Regions from separate parts of the Homo sapiens genome. Here region 2 is linked to region 1. A link is an interaction called in ENCODE POLR2A ChIA-PET data of the cell type or tissue named here. Cell type or tissue: OCI-LY7. All regions are shown on one strand. Links, peaks and the distances in the headings refer to the core of each region. The heading gives the core; the rest is flanking DNA.

The links. Peaks named below come from ENCODE experiments on the same cell type or tissue, not always from the same donor. Only the 100,000 strongest peaks of a DNase experiment are listed, where the experiment ranks them.
Region 2: POLR2A ChIA-PET joins it to region 1 with 8 read pairs; 20 of 35 experiments call an interaction of 5 or more read pairs at or near these places.

Annotation. Positions count from the first base shown.
Region 1 is chr12:110,366,035-110,370,425 of GRCh38, forward strand. LOC124903014 (a long non-coding RNA gene) reads right to left here. Exons shown (of 2, transcript XR_007063457.1): 2 at 3,788-4,325. Among named protein-coding and RNA genes, the nearest start is that of ANAPC7, 35 kb to the right of the region's middle. RefSeq lists enhancers at 1-611, 612-1,479. In OCI-LY7, for the core only: no CTCF peak of the experiment used is centred there; DNase peaks (open chromatin) are centred at 1,617 and 2,637; H3K4me3 peaks cover 549 bases; H3K27ac peaks cover 1,084 bases.
Region 2 is chr12:110,424,664-110,429,054 of GRCh38, forward strand. It overlaps the pseudogene HMGA1P3. Among named protein-coding and RNA genes, the nearest start is that of ANAPC7, 23 kb to the left of the region's middle. RefSeq lists an enhancer at 4,135-4,391. In OCI-LY7, for the core only: no CTCF peak of the experiment used is centred there; no DNase peak of the experiment used is centred there.

The DNA of each region.
Region 1 (4,391 bases), core at 104-4,103:
GGATATACACGAGGTCACCTCTCTCCCTTCCTGTCACACTAGTAGGCTTCACCAAACAGCAGCAGCACAGATGTGGGGAGTGGCCTGGGCCTGCAGGGGTCCTGGTGTCAGCTCGTTTGGGCCCCTCAAGGCTGGGGCTTCAGTCTGGGAGCCACCTTGTCTGAAGGACAGACCCCTGCTGGCTGTGGTTCCTACTCAATTCCTAGACCAAACCTCTGTTGCCCCATGGAGACTGATAGGGAAGATGGGCCCGTGGGCCGAGGGGCCAGCTGACTAGGTCATGGGTAGAGGATGACCCAAACATGAAAAAAATAACTTCCCTGGGCCTCTTGCTTACGCAAGACCAGGCCCAGCACTTAGGGGTTCAGGTCAAATCCACTGATCTAGTGCCAAAGGGGTCCTAGCCCACAGGGCAGAAGGCAAGGTTACCATCCTCAGGGATGCTGGCCTGACAAGGACCAAGGTTTAGCCCTCAGAGGCTGCTCCCCACCCATACACCCCTCCGAGGGCTCCAAGTGCTGCCACCCCTGCTACAAGGCCCCTTTCATGTTATGCCCCCACCTGACGACAGTGGAAGACCCAACTCTCTGAGTCTTATACCAAAGGAACATGGAGGTACAGAGAACCCAAGGGAGCTGCCCATAGCCACACAGCCAGTGACAGGCCATGAGGCAGAGGCAGAGGCTTCCCGAGGGTGGAGAGAGGCCCTCCCCCAGGCCTCAGCCCTCCTAGTGAGGAGGGTGGGTACCTCTGAGGCGGCACTGAAGGAGGGGGACTCAGGGACGATACAAGCAGCCAGCACCCCCCCGACCCCAACACACACAAAACCTCATCAAGCACAGTCTCCCTCAGCCCTCAACAGGGGAGGAACTGACCTCAGTCCAGGAAATACCCCAACTGCAGAGCCAGGCGAGGGGGAGGGACCCCAAATCCCACAGCCAGGAGAAAGCTAAGGGGGAGGCCTGAGAGGATCGCAGAGAGCACAAGCTCCTAGCTCCAGCAAGAGGAAGCGGAGCAGACGCTCAAGAGACTGCAGAGCTCCTGGTTTGCCCCTAACCTGAAGCCCACGGAGGGGCTCCCTGGGTAGACAGGGTGGCTGCCGGGCTAACCTGGGCATATGTGTTTGCCACGCAGAGAGGACAAGCCAGCCAGGTCCCTTGAAAGTTCCAAAAAAGATTATACTCTCACTCCAAAATCCCCCTGCTGAGAATTTACCCAAAGAAGGAAAAAAAATAGCACAAAGGAGGTCACCAGAGGGTTGTTTATAAAGAGAGAGACACTGGAAGATTTAAGTGGCCAGCGAGAGCTGTGTCGTGACGCGCTGTCCTTGCCAGACTGTCTGCAGCCTTTAGACAAAGCAAGGCTGAGGCCTGCAGCAACAGACGGTGAGGCGGGCTTAGTGTGGCTGTTTTCTCTGGAACAGAATATATGATACAATTGCAGAGAGATCCGTTAAGACCATACTGAAACTCCAGGGCAGGAGGCTCTGGACAGACGAAAACAGCTAATGTGTCCATCTGAGACTCAGTGCACTCATCTGTGAAAGCGGCCAATTCTACCTCTCCAACTTCAGGGGGTGTGAGGCTGAGATGTGGTAATGTAGGCAAAGGCCATGCCTCGTGGCCTGTCTCAGAGGAGCACTCACAAAATAGCAGCTGGGGCCGGGCGCCATGGCTCACACCTGTAATCCTAGCACTTTGGGAGGCCAAGGCGGCCAGATCATGAGATCAGGAGTTCGAGACCACCCTGACCAATATGGTGAAACCCCGTCTCTACTAAAAATACACAAATTAGGCAGGTGTGGTGGCCCATGCCTGTAATCCCAGCTACTCGGGAGGCTGAGGCAGGAGAATTGCTTGAACCTGGGAGGTGGAGGTTGCAGTGAGCCGAGATAGCACCACTGCACTCCAGCCTGGGCAACAGAGTGAGACTCTGACTCAAAATAAATAAATAAATAAATAAAAATAAAGAAAAGAAATAGCAGCTAGGGGCCAGGGTGCGGTGGCTCACACCTGTAATTCCAGTGCTTTGGGAGGCCAAGGCCCGCGGATCACCTGAGGTGAGGAGTTTGAGACCAGCCCGGCCAACATGGTGAAACCCTGTCTCTAGTAAAAATACAAAAATTAGCCAGGCGCGGTGGCGCATGCCTGTAATCCCAGCTATTCAGGAGGCTGAGGCAGGAAAATCACTTGAACCCAGGAGGGGGAGGTTGCAGTGAGCCAAGACTGTGCCACTGCACTCCAGCCAGGGCGACAGAGCAAGACTGTCTTAAGGAAAAAAAAAAAAAAAAAAAAAAAAAAAAAAAAAAAAAAAGGCGGGTGCAGTGGTTCACGCCTGTAATCCCAGCACTTTGGGAGGCCAAGGCAGGCGGATCACCTGAGGTCAGGAGTTTGAGACCAGCCTGACCAACATGGAGAAACCCCGTCTCTACTAAAAATACAAAATCAGCCGGGCATGGTGGCACATGCCTGTAATCATGTGCCAGATGGAGAGTGAAACTCCGTCTCAAAAAAAAAAAAAAAAAAAAAAAAAGGAAGAAAGAAAAAAGAATAGCAGCTAAGGCAAATAAAAGCAAGGGAGTACTGATCAAATCTGAGGTTGGTAAAAACAATAAAAACCAAATGAAAGCACTTAATGATAGTGGTGCTGATGAGGGGCAGGCAAACAGGCACTTGCACCTGTTATTGTTGGAGGGTAATCGGGCAGCACCCATGAGACATGTCAATGCACACAATCTGAGACCCAGGAATTTCACTGCAAGGAACTTGACTTCTGCATATCCTTGGAATATTATGGCAAAATATGTTCATGACAGCACAGACTGAAATAATTATGTTCAAGACTGGAAAACAAGTGTCCACCAGTAGCAGAAGGGTTGCGGAAATTGTTCCTTCTGCAGAATGGATTCTGCAGTACTGATGATTAAGGGGTGCACTGACGCTGCACAGAATGTCCCTGTGCACAGCACGGCCTCGTATTTTTTTTTTCATACGGGGTCTCTGTCGCCCCAGCTTAAGTGAAGTGGCACAATCTCGGTTCACTGCAACCTCCACCTCCTGGGTTCAAACGATTCTCCTGCCCTACCCTCCCAAGTAGCTGAAACTACAGGCGACCACCACCCACGCCTGGCTAATTTTTGTATTTTTAGTAGAGACGGGGTTTCACCGTGTTAGCCAGGATGGTCTAGATCTCCTGACCTCAGGTGACCCACCAGCCTTGGCCTCTCAAAGTGCTGGGATTACAGGCATGAGCCACCGTGCCTGGCAGAATATTTTTTATAATATATATAGTTAAGGAAAAGCACAAAACTATTTTTACAAAAGTAGAACCAGAAACTTATTTTGGGGAGAGACAATAAATTCAGTGGATTGGGAAGTAGATGTATTTCTAATTTTATGCCTTCCATGGTTTAATTTTTTTTTTTTTTTTTTGAGAGGGTGTCACTGTGTTACCCAGGCTGGAGTACAGTGATGCAACCACAGCTCATTGCAACCTCCACCTTCTGGGCTCAAGCAATCCTCCCACCTCAGCCTCCTGAGTAGCTCCCGTGTGCATTGAAGCTGGGACCATAGGGACACACCACCATGCCCAGCTAATTTAAAAATTTTTTTGTAGACATGGGGTCTATGTTGCCCAGGGTGACCTTGAACTCCTGAGCTCAAATGATCTGCCCACCTCAACCTCCCAAAGTGCTGGGATTACAGATGTGAGCCACTGCACCTGGCCTGAATTTTTTAAACATGTGTAACTTTAGGTAACACATATATATTACAAATACACACCATAGTTCACATAAATTAAGATGTGTTTACTGGAGTTATCCAGATGGCAGGCTTACAGGTCATTTCTTAATTGTCATAAAACATATATAACATAAAATGTGCAACCATCCGCACCATATCCAGAACTTGTTAAGCATTCTAAGCAGAAACTCTGTCCCTATTAGAAACTAAGTCATTCCTTCCCCCCAGTTCCTGGCAGCCTCTAATCTACTTTGTCTTTATGAATCTGACTGTGCCAGGCACACCTCAAGATTCATGGAGTCATACAGCATTTGTCCTTTTGTGATTGGCTTCTACCACTTAGAATAATGTCCTCAAAGTTCCTCCATGTTGTAGCATGTGTCACTTGCCTTTACAAGGCTGAGTAATATTCCATTGTACCGAAAGACGCACCTTGGTTTGTTTATCTACTCATCTAAGGACACGTGGGTTGTTTCCACCTTTTGCTGCTGTGGACAGTGCTGCGTGGACATGGACGTGCAATCTTTTGGCGTTCCAGCTTTCACTTCTTCGGGTGTACACCCGGAGGTGGAACACTGGATCCTAGGGTAGTAGTACTGTTTGAATTTCTGAATCGCCAGACTGTTCTCCACAGTGGTTGTGCCACCT
Region 2 (4,391 bases), core at 206-4,205, 59 kb after region 1:
TTTTTCTCTGGGCTTCTACCGAACTGGGCATCATATGAACCTTGCAGTATTTCTTCATATCTATCTTGCTACACACATTTCCCATCAGACCATTATGGTCCTAGAGAGCAGAGACCACACTGACATCTCTTGTGCATCCTTTCAATAGCTGGCATAGTGCACCCAACAGAGCAATCTACTCATATTGTTGCATGAATGGGTTACTGAAAATTACACTCTTTCAAAGTAACCACGTTTTGGCTGTGTGGGCCAGCTCTGGATTCCGACAGATTTAGGTTTAATTACCAATTTAGCCAACTTCCAGGTGTGTGAGTTTCAAAAAGTTAATTTCTGTAGCCTCGCCTTCTTCATCTGGAAAAGGGGATAATCTTGCATCTGCCACAAAGGTTTTTTTGTGTTTTTTTTGTTTTTTTGTTTTTGAGACAGAGACTTCCTCTGTCGCCCAGGCTGGAGTGCAGTGGTGTGATATCAGCTCACTGCAACCTCCGCCTCCCAGATTCAAGCCATTCTTCGGCCTCAGCCTCCCAAGTAGCTGGGATTACAGGAACCCACCAGCACGCCCAGCTAATTTGTTGTACTTTTAGTAGAGTCGGGGTTTCACCATGTTGGCCAGGCTGGTCTCGAACTCTTGGCCTCAGGTGATCCACCCTCCTCAGCCTCCCAAAGTGCTGGGATTACAGGCATGAGCCACCGTACCTGGCCTTCTTTTTTTTTTTTTTTTTGAGACAGAGTCTTGCTCTGTCACCCAGGCTGGAGTGCAGCAGCGAGATCTTGGCTCACTGCAACCTCCGCCCCCCAGGTTCAAGCGATTCTCTTGTCTCAGCTTCCCGAGTAGCTGGGATTACAGGTGTGTGCCATCACACCCAGCTAATTTTTAATTTTATTTAATTTTATTATTTTTAAATTTTTATTTATTTTATTATTATTATTTTTTGAGATGGAGTCTTGCTCTTGTCGCCCAGGCTGGAACGCAATGGCACGATCTCAGCTCACTGCAACCTCTGCCTCCCGGGTTCAAGCAATTCTCCTGCCCCAGCCTCCTGAGTAGCTGGGATTACAGGCACTCGCCACCACGCCCAGCTAATTTTTGTATTTTTAGTAGACACGAGGTTTCACCATGTTGGCCAGGTTGATCTCTAACTCCTGACCTCGTGATTCGACTGCCTCGGCCTCCCAAAGTGCTGGGATTACAGGTGTGAGCCACCGCTCCCAGCCTTTTATTTATTTATTTATTTTTGAGATGGAGTCTTGCTGTTACCCAGGCTGGAGTGCAGTGGTGAATCTCAGCTCACTGCAAGCTCCACCTCCCGGGTACAAGGGATTCTCCTGCCTCAACCTCCTGAGTAGCTGGGATTACACACACCTGCCACAACGCCCAGCTAATTTTTCTATTTTTAGTAGAGACAGGATTTCACCATGTTGGCTAGGCTGGTCTTGAACTCCTGACCTCAGGTGATCTGCCCACCTCGGCCTCCCAAAGTGCTGGATTACAAGCGTGAGCCACAGCACCCAGTTCTAATTTTTGTATTTTTAGTAGAGACAGGGTTTCGCCATATTGGCCAGGCTGGTCTCAAACTCCTGACCTCAAGTGATCTGTCCACCTCAGCTTCCCAAAGTGCTAGGATTACAGGCATGAGCCACAGCACCTGGCCCACAAAAAGTATTTTTTTTTTTTGCAAAAGTTAAATAGGATTTAAAACTGTAAAGTGCTTAGCGCACTGCCAGATCACCTATAAATTGGAGCTGCAGAGTTGAAGCAAAGTGGAAAATCATGATGGATGATTTATCTCAATATCAACACAGAACAGATGTGGCCCTAAAATTACACTCTCCTAATGGCATGGTCTTCCAAACATCTATAAACAAAAACGAAGGGGGAAACAAACCAAATGCCTTTTGGTGGAATAGTATTACATCCCTTTCTGGACATAGCACCAAACTTTTTATGAAGGTCTTCAGTACTAATACTTTTGGGAAAAAGAAAAACGTCAAATCAAACAGTTCACATAGATCTTGTTCATGTATTTCCATGTACTGTAATCTTTCCACACATATGACAGTAATTAGTGGCATATGGCAATGATGAATGTAAACAGGATGCTTAAGAAAGAAGAACAAGATGACCATCGTCCTCACACTGTTTTGGGCTAACGTGCTTTTATAAAAGATTTTCTTTTCTTTTTTTTTTTTTAGACGGAGTCTCCCTCTGTCGCCCAGGCCGGAGTGCAGTGGCACAATCTTGGCTCATTGTAACCTCCACCTTCTGGGTTCAAGTGATTCTTCTGTCTCAGCCCCCCGAGTAGCTGGGATTATAGGTGTGCACCACCATGCCTGGCTAATTTTTCTATTTTTAGTAGAGATGGGGTTTCACCATGTTGTCCAGGCTGGTTTCGAATTCCTGATCTCAAATGATCCACCTGCCTTAGCCTCCCAAAGTGCTGGGATTACTGTGCCCAGCCAAGATTTGATTTTCTATCAATCTTTTTTTTTTTTTTTTTTTTGGTGACGGAGTCTTGCTCTGTTGCCAGGTTGGAATGCAGTGGTGTGATCTTGGCTCACAGCAACCTCCGCCTCCTGGGTTCAAGCAATTCTCCTGCCTCAGCCTCCCGAGTAGCTGGGATTACAGGCATATGCCACCACACCCAGCTAAGTTTTGTACTTTTATTAGAGACAGGGTTTCACAATGTTGGCCAAGATGGTCTCGATCTCCTGACCTCGTGATCCGCCCACCTCGGCCTCCCAAGGTGCTGGGATTACAGGCATGAGCAACCGGGTCCAGCCAATCTTTTTTTTTTTAAGTAGTTTTTTTCCTCCTGGTTATTAAGAGAACACATATCTTACTGAATTATAGATATATTTTACTCTGAATGTACAAGTCTTGTACTCTCTCCTGCCCCAAGATATTCATTGTTAAGTTTGCTGTACATGCTTCTAGTTTTTCCAGGAGTATATACAATGAAATAAACATTGTATTGGGATCATACTATAATACTGTCTTCAACTTTTTTCTTTTTTTTGAGACAGAGTCTCTATCACCCAGGCTGGAGTGCAGTGGCTCGATCTCAGCTCATTGCAACCTCCGCCTCCTGGGTTGAAGCGATTCTCGTGCCTCAGCCTCCTGAGTAGCTGGGATTACAGGCATGTGCCATCACACCCAGCTAATTTTTGAATTTTTATTAGAGACAGGGTTTCACCATGTTGGCCAGGATGGTCTCGATCTCCTGACCTGGTGATCCGCACGCCTCGGCCTCCCAAGGTGCTGGGATTACAGGCATGAGCCACCGGGTCCAGCCAATCTTTTTTTTTTAAGTAGTTTTTTTCCTCCTGGTTATTAAGAGAACACATATCTTACTGAATTACAGATACATACTACTCTGAATGCCTAAGTCTTGTACTCTCTCCTGCCCCAAGATATTCAAGTTTGCTGTACATGCTCCTAGTTTTCCCAGGAGTACATACAGTGAAATAAACATTGTATTGGGATCATACTGTAATACTGTCTTCAACTTTTTTTTGAGACAGTCTGTCTCTGTCACCCAGGCTGGAGTACAGTGGCTTGATCTTGGCTCACTGCAACCTCCGCCTCCCAGGTCCAAGAGTTTCTCCTGCCTCAGCATCCAAAATAGCTGGGATTACTGGTGCCCACCACTATGTCCGGCTAATTTTTTGTATTTTTAGTAGAGATGGGGTTTCACTATGTTGGCCAGGCTGGTCTCGAACTCCTGACCTCATGATCCACCTGCCTCGGCTTCCCAAAGTGCTGGGATTACAGGCGTGAGCCACCTCACCTGGTCGTCTTCTACTTTATTTAAAACTCAATAATGTATTCTAAGATATCTTACCATGACAGGATAGGTAGAACTGAACCATATTTAATTTTATGGATGGACCATAATTTAGTTATCCAATTCCCTATTGAGAGATGGCTGAACTATTTTCTTTCTTTTTTTTTCCAGAAAAGGATTTTTTTTTATTCAAGTAACTGCAAATAGGAAACCAGAGGGGGAGCCCCAGGCTGGGACAAATCATGGTCACCCCTCCCCAACAGAACAGGGGGAGGAGGTGGCCCCTACGCCCTTTATGGTTGATTCGGGACCCCTTGCTCACTCTGCTGCAGCATCCTAGGGGCAGGGCCCCACCTTCCCTGGGACTGGGGTAGGCGGTCACCCAGCCTGCCATGCCCCAGCCCCTCTTCCCTACAAAGAGTATCTTGCGGGAGGGGATCGTGGGCAGAACAGGAGGCAGTGAGGATGAATATTTGGCGCTGGTAGCAGCAGCAATGACGGATGTGGAAGAATGGAACATTGAACAAAAAACAACACAACTGTTCAGAGGTAGTTTGTGGACAGAGGAAAAATGGAACCAGAACCTTGAGGGGCAGGGAAGAGCAG